3 separate regions of the Homo sapiens genome follow, and regions 2 and 3 are each linked to region 1. The links are chromatin loops, found by intact Hi-C in ENCODE. Cell type or tissue: endothelial cell of umbilical vein. All regions are shown on one strand. Links, peaks and the distances in the headings refer to the core of each region. The heading gives the core; the rest is flanking DNA.

Region 1 (5,153 bases), core at 462-4,461:
GGTGGTGTATGTCTGTAGTCCCGGCTACTCGGGAGGCTGAGACAGGAGGACTGCTTGAGTCTGGGAGGCAGAGGTTGGAGTGAGCCAAAATTGCGCCACTGCACTCCAGCCTGGGTGACAAAGTAAGACCCTGTCTCAAAAAAAAAAAAAAAAAAAATTGCCTGTGGCTTTAAAAATAGACACATATTGTCTTTTTTTTTTTTAAAGGGGTGCATAGCATTCTGGTTTTTGTAACTATAAGTTTTTTTTTCCACAAATCTCCTATTGAAGGACGTTTAAATTGCTTTCAGTTCTTTGCCATTATAAACATCCGGGTCTTTGTTATTACGAACAATACTAGTAAACATTTTTATAAACATAGTTGTGCCTTGTTCAGTTTTTGCCTAAGAATTAATCCTCAGAAGTCAAATTGCTATGTGAATGGATATGTGCCCTTTCATCAGTTTAATCGTAAGTCATTCAAGGAAACTGCATAAAATCCCCTTACAAGAAAATGAAATTTACAGTTTGGTAGTCATTTTTATTTGTTTCTCTCCCCCAGAAAGTAATTTCTATAAGAGTGGGAACGTTATCTGTCTTGATTATCACCGTCCCCAGCATTCAGAGTCTCAGGCATTCAATATATATTTGTTGCAACAACAATAATAGGGAATATTTATTATGTGTCTAGCACTGTTCTAAGGGTATTAATTTAGTTTTTGCTGGCAACAGCCCTACGAGGTAGGTAATATGATTACATCCATTTTGCAGATGAAGAAACTGAAGCTAGAGAGGTTAGGTACTTGTCTAGTTTCACACAGCTAATAAATAGTGGACCCAGGAATCAGGCAGTTTTCCTTCAGTTTACAGGTATCCACTATGCTGTACAGGGTCTCTTATAAATGAATACACGACTGAATGGTCAAATTGGTTAATATATTTATTTGGCTCTTTGACCAGTAACAAATGCCAGCTATCTTTTTTTTTTTTAAAAAAAAATGAAAATTAGAGGGAATGGACTGCCTACTTTGTAAGAGCCAAATTAGTTTTATGGTCTTCTGGACTAGGCTGTACTTAACTACCTACTAATACTCCTCCTGGAATTAATATCCATACAGGTATAGGTTATAAATCATTCTTACCTGAAGATTTTATGGATATGTAAACAGAACATTTGCTTTGTATTACAAATAAAATAGTAAATCTGGGCCTGCAGCTTGAGTCTAGGAGGCAGAAATTTTATTACTTTATGAACATACTCTGTTCCCCACCTGGGCTCCTTTGCTCCTGCCATTTCCCTGTACCTGTAATGCTGATTGTCCACCTCCCACAGTGGAAACTCTAACTGTCCTCCAAGGCTTGCTCAGTAGCCACCCCTTCCACTGAATACTGCTTTTACTCTTCTTTTTTCTTGCCCTCCTTTTGAGGATTCTTTCCTTCTTCAAAATTCTGAGTCTCTTTTTATAGTACTCATATAGAATACTACATTCTAAATATACCTTATGTTACTGTGTAGAGTTCTCATCTCCCTTAATAGACTATATTCTTTTTTAGTTTTATTCATTTTATAAAACTCCAGTATGTATTATAATCTTTTGTATAAAGTATTGAAACTAAGGGTTTTTTTTTTTTTGGATGAGTGAAGGAATTATCTCAATGAAATATCTGAAATATATTTAAAATTTTTAAATCTTAAATAAGAATACTAATAAAATTTGATTATTATATGTTCTACATTATCCAGAATTATAAAAAAAATAAAATAGGTGGACATGTTTTTTTTTTGATCTGATGATTTGTATTTTGTCTTTAGCTTACAAGTCATCCAGAAACAAGAAGCATAATTAGCTTTCATTTTTATAAGACCTTTTGTTCTATTCATGGCTACAAATACCAACTTTGCTTCTACCCACAACTTTAATTCCCTTTTCTTTAAGTGGGTGGTTTAGGGACATCAAAGGTAATAAAATCAAAGAGATAAGTGGAATATTTTTTTCAAAGGCTAGTACTTAAGGGTGTGTTCCTGTTAGAGAATTTTAATACTTAATTTGTTTTCAAGTGTTTGTGTAATACCAAATCTCCTTGCCAACTGGAAGAGGGACTGTCCTTGAATCCTGTTCTGAATAAAATATTAAAATATAATCCCTTCTTCATATATATATATATATATATATTTTTTTTTTTTTTAAAGAACTTCAGGGAATGTGAAGTATTGTCATTTGATAGGATTATACTTTGTTGCTAGCAAAGGCAATAGCATAGCCTTCCTGCCAATTGTTTCTCTTCCTCCAGAAGGAGTTCTTTCCTTTACCCACAGGATAAGGATAAAGCTGAAGGTTTTTGTTTCTGAAAGCCCAAACAGCAAGCCAAAGAGAAAGTTCAAACAAATATTGTCAGTCTTTTAAAAATGTCATTGCTTATGTAAATTAGCTGACCCTTGACTGCTGGTGAGCCTCAAGCATCCTTGATTTGGTTGGATGTTAAGTCAGGTTTTATTTATATTTGGTATATGGTATCTAGAAAGCACTTATCATGAAGAATCTCACTTCATTTAAGGTTAGTGCTTTTTTATTTGTTTTGGTTCTAGGTTTTTGTTTTGTTTTGTTTTAGATTAGCTTCACTATCTTGTGATTTCCAGAGGCTGATGTATTACTGTGAAACATTCCGATATGATTTTTCCTTATTTTTTCTTTTTACTGTTACACATCTTCCCATCAAATTCATTTGAGATTCTTGGAACGATGTTTATAGTTACTGACTAAAATAAAACTTTAATCTCTTTCTTTGGAAGTACAGTATTTTTATATTGTGAATTATACAGTTTTAATTTATGCCTTCAGACTAAAATTTGCAGGTTTGATAACATAGTTTTAAATATATTCAGTCAAAATATGAATATTTTCAAGTTTAACCTAGTTGAGTCCTCTTATAAAACGTTGAGCTGTAACATTAGTTCTTCATGGCCTCTCATTTGTATTAATGTGACGTTCTTGATCATAACCTTTGAAGATAAAATTCATTTGGGGGGCAGCTAAGATTCTCCCTACTCTTTCTAATTATGTTGTAAAACTCCAAACTTAGGAAAGGATATCTTTTGGAAGGCATGCCTTATGAGTACAAAATTATTATTTTGCTTATGAGATGCAGGATTTTTAAATGGGCATTTACATCTTGTGTATCATGTTAGCTGTAGAGTTTTTGTTTGTTTTAAAATAATTCTGAGAACTTGGGCAATTCTGTGATGATCCTTGGGAGCTCTTGGTAGGAGATATCATTCCTCTTGGATCTGTAGCTCTGTGATGCATGTATATAAGCATGCCTTTGTTCTCAAAAGTCTTTTTCTATCTGATTACTGTGGTATCCAGTGCTTTGTCTTTGCCTCTCTTCGTTTTTTGTTTTGTTTTTTTCCTTGCGCCTTAGCCGGTCATTTGTGTGATGTTTACATTCAGCAGAGAGGTATTTAGAGCATTTTTGGTGAGAGAAAGGAGTGATAGAGGAAGTAAAGAGAAATTCAGACTGGGGTGGCTGTGAGGGATAAAGGGGGGAAGAAGTAGGAAAAGAAAACAGGAGTGGGTCCAAGGGAGGAAGAGCAAGCAAAGACAGAACACCGGCTCTACAGGGGCTGCGCCGTGGGGGTTCCTGAAATCTTGGGGGCTGGCTGTGGGGGAGGGAGCTCAACAGACCAGCATTTTCCCCAGGCTTGGGCGCAACCTTGTGAAACTACTAATGTATTAAAGAACCTCAGCTGGGATTTGCTGAGGACAAATGCTGTAACGTGTTAGTCATCCATTATCTGCTTCTATTTTTGCAGGTTCTGAATGATGACTGACGCGGGTTTGGGTGATACCCCTCACAGCCCCTGTCATTCCGGAGTCATAAGGCACCCGCGCGTCTAGCCCCAGCGCCAGGGCACGCGAGCGGCGCTGGAGGGAGGAAAGCTTCCGCCTGCGGGCCGGACAAAAGTCCCGCCTGCCCACGGCTTTTTGCCCGCCGCTCGTGACCGAGACGCCTCGCCGCGGCCAGCTCGCTGCTCTCGCTGGCGGATGGTGTGTGGCCGCCGCAGGACGCCCGCCGTGCCCGGGCCATGAAGTAGCGGCTGCTGGCGGCGCCGCTGCCCAACCGCCAGCCCCAGCCCCGCGCTGCGCTGCCCGGTCCTCTCCCGGCGGGGTCGTATCGGCGTGGACATGGCTGGCCGCGTCCCTAGCCTGCTAGTTCTCCTTGTTTTTCCAAGCAGCTGTTTGGCTTTCCGAAGCCCACTTTCTGTCTTTAAGAGGTGGGTGTTCGTTGTTCGGGTGCTTTCTGTGCATGCTGTTGAGAAATGTAATCACTTTTATGAACCTGAGTGTTGGCAAAATAGACGGGGTTGATGTTCTTTGCTGGAATGACTTGGAATTTTACCACAGTAACTTCTTGTGAAGTCCCCCGTGCAGAAAAAGCCCACTGCATTGTAGCCAAGCAGTTCTGGCTTTCAAAACTCCAATTAGAAGTTGTGATTTCCAAAACTAATCACTCCCTCTGGGGGAGGTATTTCAGGAACTACAATATATTCGCTTAGTTTTGAATGCCTGCTTGTTTATAACAGCTCGAAGAATAAAATATAAGGATACATCAGTGTCGAGGAGAAGCAGATCATAGACTGTAATAGCTCACAAGGAAACACTGAGCTGTATACAAACGCCTCATAATTACTTTATTAAATATTTATGTACTTGTACATTTGTAATTCACATCGCAGTCTTTTATTTCTTCCTCCTAACAGCTCTGCCTCCTAGCAAGATTATGGTTGGCTTTCTTGTTTCTAGCTAGTAATTCTGGACACTGAAAATAGTTACAGAAATTTTTACTGGGTCATGGTTAATATTTCTGCCATTAGAAAATTGGCATGCCTGTGATAATTTGTAATGTATTAATACTATATCTTCATTAACTTGAAACAGATATATGTTTTGACATATTTTTATATGACATAATTTTTTATAAATTTTCAATAAAAACAAGTTTTTATTGAATGGAGTTTTAAATGTAGCCTGGTTGATTGCATTGGTTATATTTTATTTACAAATTAGGTATATATTGTTATTGGACTATAAAATGAAAATCTGAGTATGTTTACGAACATTGTGTAGTCATCACATCTTTAGAGTTTTCATTGGGTTTAAATCAATCATCTTTAA
Region 2 (5,153 bases), core at 738-4,737, 94 kb after region 1:
CACATAATGTATGTGTAATTGAATTAGTGTATTGTGTGTGTATGTATATGTGCATGTGTGTACACACATACATATATGTATACTCTTACACATATATGCATAATTTTTCTCAAAAGTTAATTCAGTACATGGTAAGATAATTCACTTTTGAGGAAATAACCTGCGACCTTAGCTTATGTTTTTATTTTTATTTTCTCAAATATGCTATTTAAAATAATAAAGTGTGATCATAAGTTGTAGAGGACAAAGAGTTACATTATTCAGAAAGTTACTGATTTTCCTTTATTTGCTATACTTAAGTACATGTGTTTTTCAAACATGTAACCTTGTACCTTGGTACACACTATTTCTAATATAGTAATTGCTGCCTTTGTCTCCAATATTAGTATATAATTATTCTAAACTTATGCCACCTTTTTATTTCATATTCTTCTCCATAATTACGATCTATAATTTTCTTTTGTTTTTTGTTACTTACTGCTTTTTGGTGATAATAATGAATTTAATTTAGTAAGAGTAAATTATTGTCCTGATTTAGCCGACATTGCACAATTTAATTCCTTGTTCTCAGATTAATTACCTTTCACTTGTTTGAAATGAAATTTTTACTTTTAGTACAATTTTTTTTCAAATGTATGTTAAAAACAAATCCTTCCAAATATACATGTAACACCAAAATTATCTTTGAGGAAATATATATTAACAAGATATTTTATATTAGTTATTTTGAAGCTTTGCAGTATTAGTTGCTTCTTAAATCTCTAATGGATTTTTCTGAAAGCTTGAACTATGTGTTTATCTGAATGGATGGACAGATGGACAGATAGAAGGATATAGATAGAATATACATAGATATTTACCTGTCTTTATACAGATAAGACATGTTATGAAACATTTCTAGCTACACATCTGTATGCATATCTATGTATATTCATTTGAATAGCTTTATATAGCTTTACTACATGCACACTACTCTATTGAAGAAATCCTTTTGATTGGTCATTCTTAAACAATACTAGCATTTTGTTTCTACCTACGTAAGAGCAAGTCTTACAGTACAGCTTTTCTTAAATTATGCCCTGGAACACACAGCAACACAAAGGAGCCCGGTCAGATTCATTTAGGGAATAGAACCTACTGTATCCACGCCCCCCACCCCACCATACAGTCATGAGCACATTGTGTATTAAAGGATCAGGCAGTACAACATTGTTTAACTTGTATAGCCCAACATTTTCATTTGTTCATATGGTAAGATTTTTGTTTGTTTGCTTTTTTTTTTCTTTTCTTTTCTTTTTTTTGAGACGGAGTCTCAGTCTGTCACCTAGGCTGGAGTGCAGTGGCGTGAGATCTCAGCTCACTGCAACCTCTGCCCCTGTGTTCAAGCAATTCTCCTGCCTCAGCCTCTTGAGTAGTTGGGATTACAGGCAGCTGCCACTGCGCCCAGCTAATTTTTGCATTTTTAGTAGAGACGAGGTTTCACCATCTTGGCCAGGCTGGTCTTGAACTCCTGACCTCATGATCCACCCACCTCAGCCTCCCAAAGTGCTGGGATTACAGGCGTGAGCCATCGTGCCCGGCAGGCCATATGGTAAGTTTTTCTCAACTCTTCTGTAAGCATTTCAAGGACCAAAGTTTTGTGGTAATAATTGTGGAAATACTACTCTAGTAGGAAGAGTAAAAAAAGTTCTAGAATTCCCTCTCTAAGTATTTTATAAAAACATATAATAGCTCACAGAATAAACAATTTCCATTTATGCAACAGAGAACACACTGGCCCAAGGGACCAACAATATTTAGACCAGCAGTGATAGTTACTTCATTGTGTGTAGCTTTTTAGTAAGGAAAAAAATCAGGATACTGGCTTCTTACATATGCTGTTGTGGGTGGGTATACCTTCTCCAGTGAAAACATGGGTATTGGCATTCCCAAAAAGAGAAAATATGGAAGGACCCATCCATTGATGAGTTGCAAGTTTCATGAATTATTATATGAATTTAAAATGTTTTTCCTTTCATTAATTTGAGATGCTTAAATGATTATTTTGCCTTTCCTCTCTGCAAGATGATTAAAGGTTTTTAAAGCTAGAGCCACATCTAAAATTCCTTTTTCCTTTTTGCTCAGTTGATCTACATATACCTCCTTTTTTTTAAAGCAGGAAAGAGAAGGATAATATGGCGGGAGGCTCCAGTTTATTATTTTTGCAACAGCCATTCCTTTTATAGCACATACTGACCAACTCCAAGGCTGTTAAAATGTAATTCTTAGGAATGGTGTTTTGACACCATGAAGACATGTGTAGTGAACAGATGTTTGTTTGGCTTTGCACTTCACTATTTGCTTATATTTCACGGGAGAGGCAATTACACTGACAGGTATCAGATTCAGAGAGTAAGAAGCCAAATGATTTCTAAAGCATAAACAGAGCTTCCCATGGCAGGGGCTTATTCCTGTGGTCTCTCAAGGGCTCTATATTTTCAAAGCTTAGAGAAATCAAATCCCTGTTTGAAAAATATTTTTATTTTTTTCCTTCCCTTGCTGATGTCATACTGTTGCTATGGAGAGAAAGTGAGTGCTGCATGACATTGCTGGAAAAATCAACACTGATGTATTTCTGTACAGCAAATAACCTACCTCATAGCTTTTTTTTATTAGTGTAGGCTTGCTAAAAATTGTCAATACTAATACTAAAATGGACATGTTCCTTTGCCCAAACAACTTTGCTATGTAAAAGTCTTGTGAAGGTGTACTTAAATGGTTCCTTCCTAATAATGCTAAAGAGAATGAAATATATAATAACCCATGTGAAGTAAGGAAGCAGAATACATATTTTGTAAACTATTAGATATTTTTTCTATCATTGGGAACTTTTTTCTTGGAAATATCCACTGTTTTAAAATCTATTTTTAACATTGAGTCATTCAACTGTACAGCACTACTTCCGTCACATCTCAACCCTTAAAAAAGATTAGTGCTGATTTCATTTTGAGTCATTCCTGAGGCATTCTTTTCAACCCTGCTATAAAAGCCTAGTTGCCAAGTCAGACATCAGGGATACACTTTGAATGTCTTAGTGGGGACACATGATTCTAGATTCATCTGGCTGTAAGGAAGGAGGCAGTTAACCAAAAACAAGGTCCAGGACTTTTGATGTTAAGAGGAAAAGCCATTTTTAAAGACTTATAATAAATAATATATGATAATTATATTGAAGGTTTCTGATTTTTACCATTGTTAAGGAAATAATAAAGATTTTCCACGAGAACAATAACTTTTCCCAGTCTATGAGTTTTAGCAAATAGGAGGGGACTAAAGAATAAAAAGATTCAAGAGAGAAAAGAAAGTACCATATTCCCTCATCTACTAAAATGCCATTTTCATCAGTGGTATTTAGTAGTGTTCATGGTGTGCCTGCAAACTGACACTCCATTGTTAAGTGGAAATATGCCTTTGACAATGTGCTTTTGATGTTGAAAACTGTGATGGGTTTTAATGAAAGCTATAAAATAAATGCACAATATTTCTACCTTTGAATCCATTGCTGGCAGATCTAAGGGCTTCATTTTTCTTGCATTAAGCATGTGTTTTATGTGAATAGTTGATTTGTTATATCTTTTTTTTGCCTGCAGTGGCACGTCTAGTGATGAAATGTGCAACTTATACATTATGTATTACATGGAAGCCAAGCATGCAGTTTCTTTCATGACCTGTACCCAGAATGTAGCTCCAGATATGTTCAGAACCATACCACCAGAGGCCAACATTCCAATTCCCGTGAAGTCTGATATGGTTATGATGCATGAACATCATAAAGGTAATAATTGATGTTTAATATAAAGTAATATATGATTTTGTATTTTATATTTTTGTATGTATCTTGTTTGATGATATTTAAAATCATCTTTATTCCCTTCTTCTACCAGTCACATGTACACACATATTTCTTATTTTCTCATTTTTCTCTTTCATATCCTATCTCCCCTCCCTGACATGTACCCATCAGAACAGTTAAAGAGGAAAATCTCAGCCAGGGATGAAACAGATTCATTTTGGGACCAATCCCATAAATGTAGACCTTTTTTCACTTAATTCATGTTTTCTCATTTCCTCATCTAACTCCTTCCCTAACCAGTAATGACTTACACAGTTTATGAATTTATGCACCATGTTCTAAAGATCACTACAGTTTGCCAGGGAAAATGGTTATCATCTCCAGCCATACTTTAAATTATCCATTTAATGGGCTTCTTCAGGCAAAGAACAATTATTGATTTGTGAAGCATTGCTAGTCTTGACTTTTTTTATCTAATTCTCAGAATTGTTATTTAACATATATATAGTTCCTCTGCAAAATGGTCATATTGACTGTCACTTTTTAACTTAAAATTGCAAAGTCTACTCCTTGTTTTATCGCATGAAGTATGCTGAGACTTGATTGAGTTTTGCAAGTTCAGTCTTAACACGCTAGAGCAGCTTCTTATTTCTTTCTAGTGGAAATTTTATGAGAGAAGTTAGCATAGCATTCTGGCCATTTATTAAGATTCTACTATATTTATAGAATATGCCTTAAAGTGTTCTTAAATGTTCTTAAAACAGTGCTAAATTTAATTTAAGAAAACAAATATGAGTCATTTTGTCAATGCATTTTGAAAATTCTGTATCATTTATATATTATTGAAAGGGTAGTTGACCTAGTTATTAAGTCAGATGTCTTGTAATTGGTAGGTTGTGCTGGGGGGTGGGGGGTGGGGAGCTTATGAATTAGAGCATTTCTGTCTTATAAATTCTTAATACGGTAATAAGCACAAGACCCTGAATAGTATTTTTATGTTGATGGACTATTTCCAATAAACTATTTTAAGTATGTAATACATACTGCAAATTTATGCTCAGCTTCTTTGATCCTTTACAGAAACAGAATATAAAGATAAGATTCCTTTACTACAGCAGCCAAAACGAGAAGAAGAAGAAGTGTTAGACCAGGGTATGTATGCTTATTTCTATAACTAGTCCTATAAAAGTATCAATTTCCAAGTAGGCAACCAAATTGTAAAGTTACTGAGATATTGTATGTCTCTCTGTATCTGCCTCAAACACTATGTATTGCTATTTTTATACAATGCATAATTCATGAGAAAATGGTCAATTATTGC
Region 3 (5,153 bases), core at 738-4,737, 180 kb after region 1:
AGCAAACACTGCTGAAAGTTTCACAAACAAAAACTAAGTTCTTAGGATACAGTGTTAAAGGGCAATAACCTACCTGTATTGAGATTTATATTCTAATGGCTTTTTTTTTTTTGTAAAGAAGAACAAAACTAAAATGTAGTCCCTGGCTGGGCATCTCAGTCATACATTAATAGATTTTTTTTTTTTTTTAATGAGGCTCAAAGAAAAGAATTAACTAATCTAGTTACACTAATCCCAATGCCTCTTTAGGTTAATTTAGTTTCTGGCACTTTGAATTTTCAGAGTTTATTTTCTCTTGTACTGTATTTCCCAGAAGTCATAGAATTCTTAGAAATCTTCTGGAGTTCTAAATTTCTAGAGTCTTGTTCTGAGACCTGTTTGGCCTCCATTTGAAAGAAAGAGATCCCTCCTTAAAAACAAAACCACAATTCTCACATCTGTGATAAAATATGGTACCCAGGTAACCCAACACCAGCATGGCACATGTATACATATGTAACTAACCTGCACATTGTGCACATGTACCCTAAAACTTAAAGTATAATAATAATAAATAAATAAATAAATAAATAAATAAATAAATGAAAAAATAAATAAATAAATTGAAAGGTGAAGGATTCATTCAACAGGCATTAATTAAGTTTATCTGCAAAATACAAAGATGAAAAAAGCACAGATCCCTTAAATGTCTGTAATCTAGTAAGGTAGCTAAAATAGCATATAACTAATTAGATTTTAAGGCATAAGAAGAAAACAAGTAAAATGCTATCAAATTGTTATTGAAGAGCAGAAAGGCTTCATAAAAAAGATAGTATTTGAGGCCGGGCGCGGTGGCTCACGCCTGTAATCCCAGCACTTTGGGAGGCCGAGGCGGGCGGATCACGAGGTCAGGAGATCGAGACCATCCCGGCTAAAACGGTGAAACCCCGTCTCTACTAAAAATACAAAAAAAAAAAAAAATTAGCCAGGCGTAGTGGCGGGCGCCTGTAGTCCCAGCTACTTGGGAGGCTGAGGCAGGAGAATGGCGTGAACCCGGGAGGCGGAGCTTGCAGGGAGGCGGAGCTTGCAGTGAGCCGAGATCCCGCCACTGCACTCCAGCCTGGGCGACAGAGCGAGACTCCGTCTCAAAAAAAAAAAAAAAAAAAAAAAAAAAAAAAAAGATAGTATTTGAGTAAGCAGAGGAGGTTTATCGGAAAATGCTTGTTATAGTAGGGGATTAACAACAGGGCTATATTCCATAACACTCAGGCTAGTTTAGGGGAGCAGTAGTGGATGGGCTGGAAAGCCAGGCTGATAAAACTAGAAATATTTCAAAACCATGAGAAGGAATTGGAATGTAACTGCATTTTACATACTTGTTTTTTTCATACATGTTAATATGCTGAGAGCTGTTAGTAAAAGTAAAAAAGTGTTTTCTTTACTGAACAGAACAAAGAAAAGAACAAATTATACTTGAAATAAAATCTCAAGTTAGTCTGAATTCCTAGGAAATGGAGTATTGTTCTATATAAATACTGGATAAAAGCTCTTTATCAGACATATGATTTGCAAATATGTTTTCTTAGTATGTGGACTACCTTTTCATTCTCTCAGCCTTGTCTTTCAAAGGGAAGTTTTTAATTTTATATTTAATTTTAATCTCTCTCTCTCTCTCTCTTTGTGTGCTTGTGTGTGTGTCTGTCTCTCTCTATGTCTTTATCTGTATCTCCAGCCCACAGCTCTGTTTTCCTCAGTGTTGGCTTTATTCTCTAGAATGTTCTTTCTATGTGATATAAAAATGTCTCTAGTTGATATCTATAAAAATTTAAAGAGAGAGACTCCCCTATGCACCCCAAATCTGTATCAATCCCCAAAAGGATTCAGAAACACAAGAACACTAGTATTTTCTTTCTCAGAAATGACAACAGATATGCAATAACTTACCCATTAGTCCTTGCAGCTCACTATTTCAAGAGAGGAAACTTTTCCTTGAAGCCTCTAAGACAGTTTCGGTCACATGCATTGTGTGGCCATTTCTGAGCTAATCCATAGCAAAGAATGGCCCATGGCTCTACCCATGGAGAAGTGCTAGCCACTTAAACAAAATTTGGGTAGGAAAAAAGAAAACGGTTGCTGAGTAGGTAACAGACAATCCACTACAGACCGGCCACAGTTCATGTTTAGAAAATAACATTTGTTTATTGATGGATATCTGCTAAGCTCCCTGACCTCAAGTATCTCACAATCTAAAGGGAAAATAAAGCATAAATTCACTTCATTAAGTTCAGTGATGGATGTAAAGTCAGATATTTGACAAAGTTCAGAATGAGGAATCACAGAAGGTGTATGTTAATGTTCAAGAAAACAGAAAAAATTTTAAACAAAAGTTGTAGGTAGAAGTTGGTAGTGGAGAACTTTCTTTGCATAGTTCTTTAGTAGTAAATTAGCTTTTTAAATCACCCTAGTACCTATCTAAAAATCAAATATTGTATAATTTTCTTATTATGTCATTGATGCTCTTCCAGTAAGAATTTAATTCCAGAGTAATAAGAATCCAATAAAAGTTTCAAAAAACAAAGATTCTAAGTGAGAAGTGAAAGTATGTCCTGAAAAAAGGCTGCATAGTATTGCATTGGTCTCAAAGTTACTGGGCTGAAAAGAGCCTGAATTCCAGATCACAGTGTATAAAATATTTTAGTGTCACTTTCATATTGTATATGTAAATACTTAGATGTTTTATGATGTTATTTTCTCAAAATACCTAGTATATACTTTTCATTATTTAGATAGATTAGAATAGATATGTGGATTATAAATACATAAATAAATAGATAATCAATTGACAATTGATTAATAAACAGACTGACAGTCATAGAAAGAAGGAGTGGAAGAGTCGGTGAGGGAAGGAAAGATGAGGGAGATATCCACATACATAGATTTTTCATAAAGAGTTCTTCAGGGTAGTTATTACCATTGCAGTGAATGACTGACATCTGGTGGTAAACTTAATAAAACATTTGTGTGGATTTGCGCATTCAAAAATAGGTGTTATTTAGTGGATGATGGCCGTCTTCAAGTAGAATAATTTAAAATACTGCCAGTCTTTCAGTTTTTATGTCTACATTATGCCAAGCATCCAAATATTTTAAAATATCTGCAACTCAGGTGTCACACAGATGCTGACAGTATCTGTATTCTCTTCACCAAAAGAGTCACTATTAACACACCAAAAAGAAAATAATTAAAGTGTGCTGGGTTTGCGTATTAAAAATAGGAGGAATATTTTTAAAACCCAGTGACTGTCAAAAAGGTTAAATGGTGATCTATTACTGTATAGTCTTCTGTCTAATTAGCTTCCTGGCTAAATTTATGTTGACCTAAGTTGGTTGCATTATCTCTTGATTAAACTAATAAACCAGTCATCTAGGCAATGAATATTCATTCACAGCCTACCCTGTGATGAGCTCTATGTAACGTACAGAATTATAAGTAAAACATGGTTCTTGCCCTTAAAAAAATTACAGCCTTATTGAAAAGAAATGACTAGCAAATAAGAAACGAGTAGAGAACCATTTATAACAGTATACATTATACAGTACAGAGAGTAATTAATTTGAACAGAAAAATGAAAATTACGATGATTGGAATTGTTAGGTGATATGGTTTGGATCTGTGTCCCCATCTAAATCTCATGTCAAATTATAATCCCCAATGCTGAAGGTGGGGCCTCGTGGGAGGTGATTGGATCATGGGAGCGGTTCCTTCATGAATGGTTTAGCACCATCCCCTTGGTGCTGTTCTTGTGATAGAGTTCTTGTGATATCTGCTTGTTAAAAAGTATGCAGCACCTCACCACCCCTCAACTCTCTCTCTTGCTCCTCCTCCCACCATGTAAGATTCCTGCTCCGCCTTTGCCTTCTGCCATAAGTAAAAGCTTCCTGAGGTCTCCCCAACAGCAGAAGCCACTGTGCTTCCTGTACAGCCTGCAGAACTGTGAGCCAAGTAAACCTCTTTTCTTTCTAAATTACCCAGTCTTGGGTATTACTTTATATCAATGCAAGAACACACTAATATATCAGGTAAGATTTACTGAGGTAGATAGGATTAGAACTGAGCTTCTAAAAACAAGAAAGATATGAAGTGGAATGGTAAAAAAGATACAGTAGAAACTCCAGGTGATGGCGATGAGTAAAGAACAGAGGCATAAATGAACATGAACATAGTAAACCCGTGGAACAGTGTTCTGATAAAGGGAATAGAATATTTTGAGAAATAGTGTTCCACTATTTGGCAGGCCCAGAGTAGAGTAAACTTTGTGATATCAGGTTTTGTTTGTGTTTGTTTGTTCATGTGATAAGAAATAGGGATAGTTACATGTTGTCTTCAAATGGGTAGTGACATAACAAAAATATTAAGGAAGTGAACTGGTAGTGGACAGAAGGCTCCATTGGAAAGGTGACTGAAAATAAACTGGAGTCAGGAAGGCCACTGAATAAAATTTTGAGGTAAAGTAACCTTGGAGGCTGGCAGTGGGAACTGAATAGAAAGAATGGTGTCTTGGTCTGTTTAGCGTCACTGTAACAGAAAATCTGAGACTGTGCAATTTGTAAAGAAAAAAGGTTTATTTAGGTCATGGTTCTTCAGGCTGGAAAGTTCACGGGGATGACCTTGGCTTCTGGTGAGGGCTTTTGTTCCACATCATAATTAAAAAGAATGTTTAGTGATAAAATGTTACTTGATCCTAGGGGCCTAGGTTTTGGCTGTTTTGTTAAAAGAAAACCTTCAGAAAAATTAAATTTAACAGAGTTTAATTGGGAAAAGGATGATTGGCAAATTGGGTAGCCCTCAGAACCAGAATAGGTTCAGAGTGATTCCAGGGCTGCCAAATGGTCTGAATGTTTGCCTTATTTGAACCTGGTTTGAACAGTTAGCTGCCTATGGATGACTGAAGTTCAGCTGCTGTGATTGGCTGGGACTTGGCTACTTGTTACAAGAATAGGTTACAGTTGGTTTATACATCAAGTTAGGTTAGAGTCCACGATGCACAGAGAAACCTTCAGGCAAAATCTAAAATATGCATGAGCAGATTTTGGCCAAACTTAATTTAACAATTCCCCCTTTTGGTCAATCTCTCAATTTTAAGAGTTTGATCAAAATTTTAAGCATTGACATCA

The links. Hi-C counts contacts between places; a loop is a spot of excess contacts. Peaks named below come from ENCODE experiments on the same cell type or tissue, not always from the same donor. Only the 100,000 strongest peaks of a DNase experiment are listed, where the experiment ranks them.
Region 2: it touches region 1 in a loop (6-fold over the local background); 11 of 110 quality-filtered maps call a loop at or near these places.
Region 3: a loop joins it to region 1, with 2.1 times the contacts of the local background. A loop is called at or near these places in 3 of 110 quality-filtered maps.

The regions. Positions count from the first base shown.
Region 1 is chr5:102,862,033-102,867,185 of GRCh38, forward strand. PAM (peptidylglycine alpha-amidating monooxygenase) reads left to right here. Exons shown (of 26, transcript NM_001177306.2): 2 at 3,791-4,252. The coding sequence starts at 4,164. Among named protein-coding and RNA genes, the nearest start is that of PAM, 110 kb to the left of the region's middle. RefSeq lists a silencer at 4,084-4,213. In endothelial cell of umbilical vein, for the core only: no CTCF peak of the experiment used is centred there; DNase peaks (open chromatin) are centred at 2,359, 3,309, 3,919 and 4,379; H3K4me3 peaks cover 1,016 bases; H3K27ac peaks cover 1,859 bases.
Region 2 is chr5:102,956,246-102,961,398 of GRCh38, forward strand. It overlaps PAM (peptidylglycine alpha-amidating monooxygenase), which reads left to right. Exons shown (of 26, transcript NM_001177306.2): 13 at 3,630-3,814; 14 at 4,913-4,984. Among named protein-coding and RNA genes, the nearest start is that of GIN1, 160 kb to the right of the region's middle. In endothelial cell of umbilical vein, for the core only: no CTCF peak of the experiment used is centred there; DNase peaks (open chromatin) are centred at 2,616 and 2,996; H3K27ac peaks cover 2,319 bases.
Region 3 is chr5:103,038,300-103,043,452 of GRCh38, forward strand. No RefSeq gene overlaps it. Among named protein-coding and RNA genes, the nearest start is that of GIN1, 79 kb to the right of the region's middle. RefSeq lists a silencer at 2,806-3,100. In endothelial cell of umbilical vein, for the core only: a CTCF peak has its summit at 2,980 (motif pointing left); a DNase peak (open chromatin) is centred at 2,962.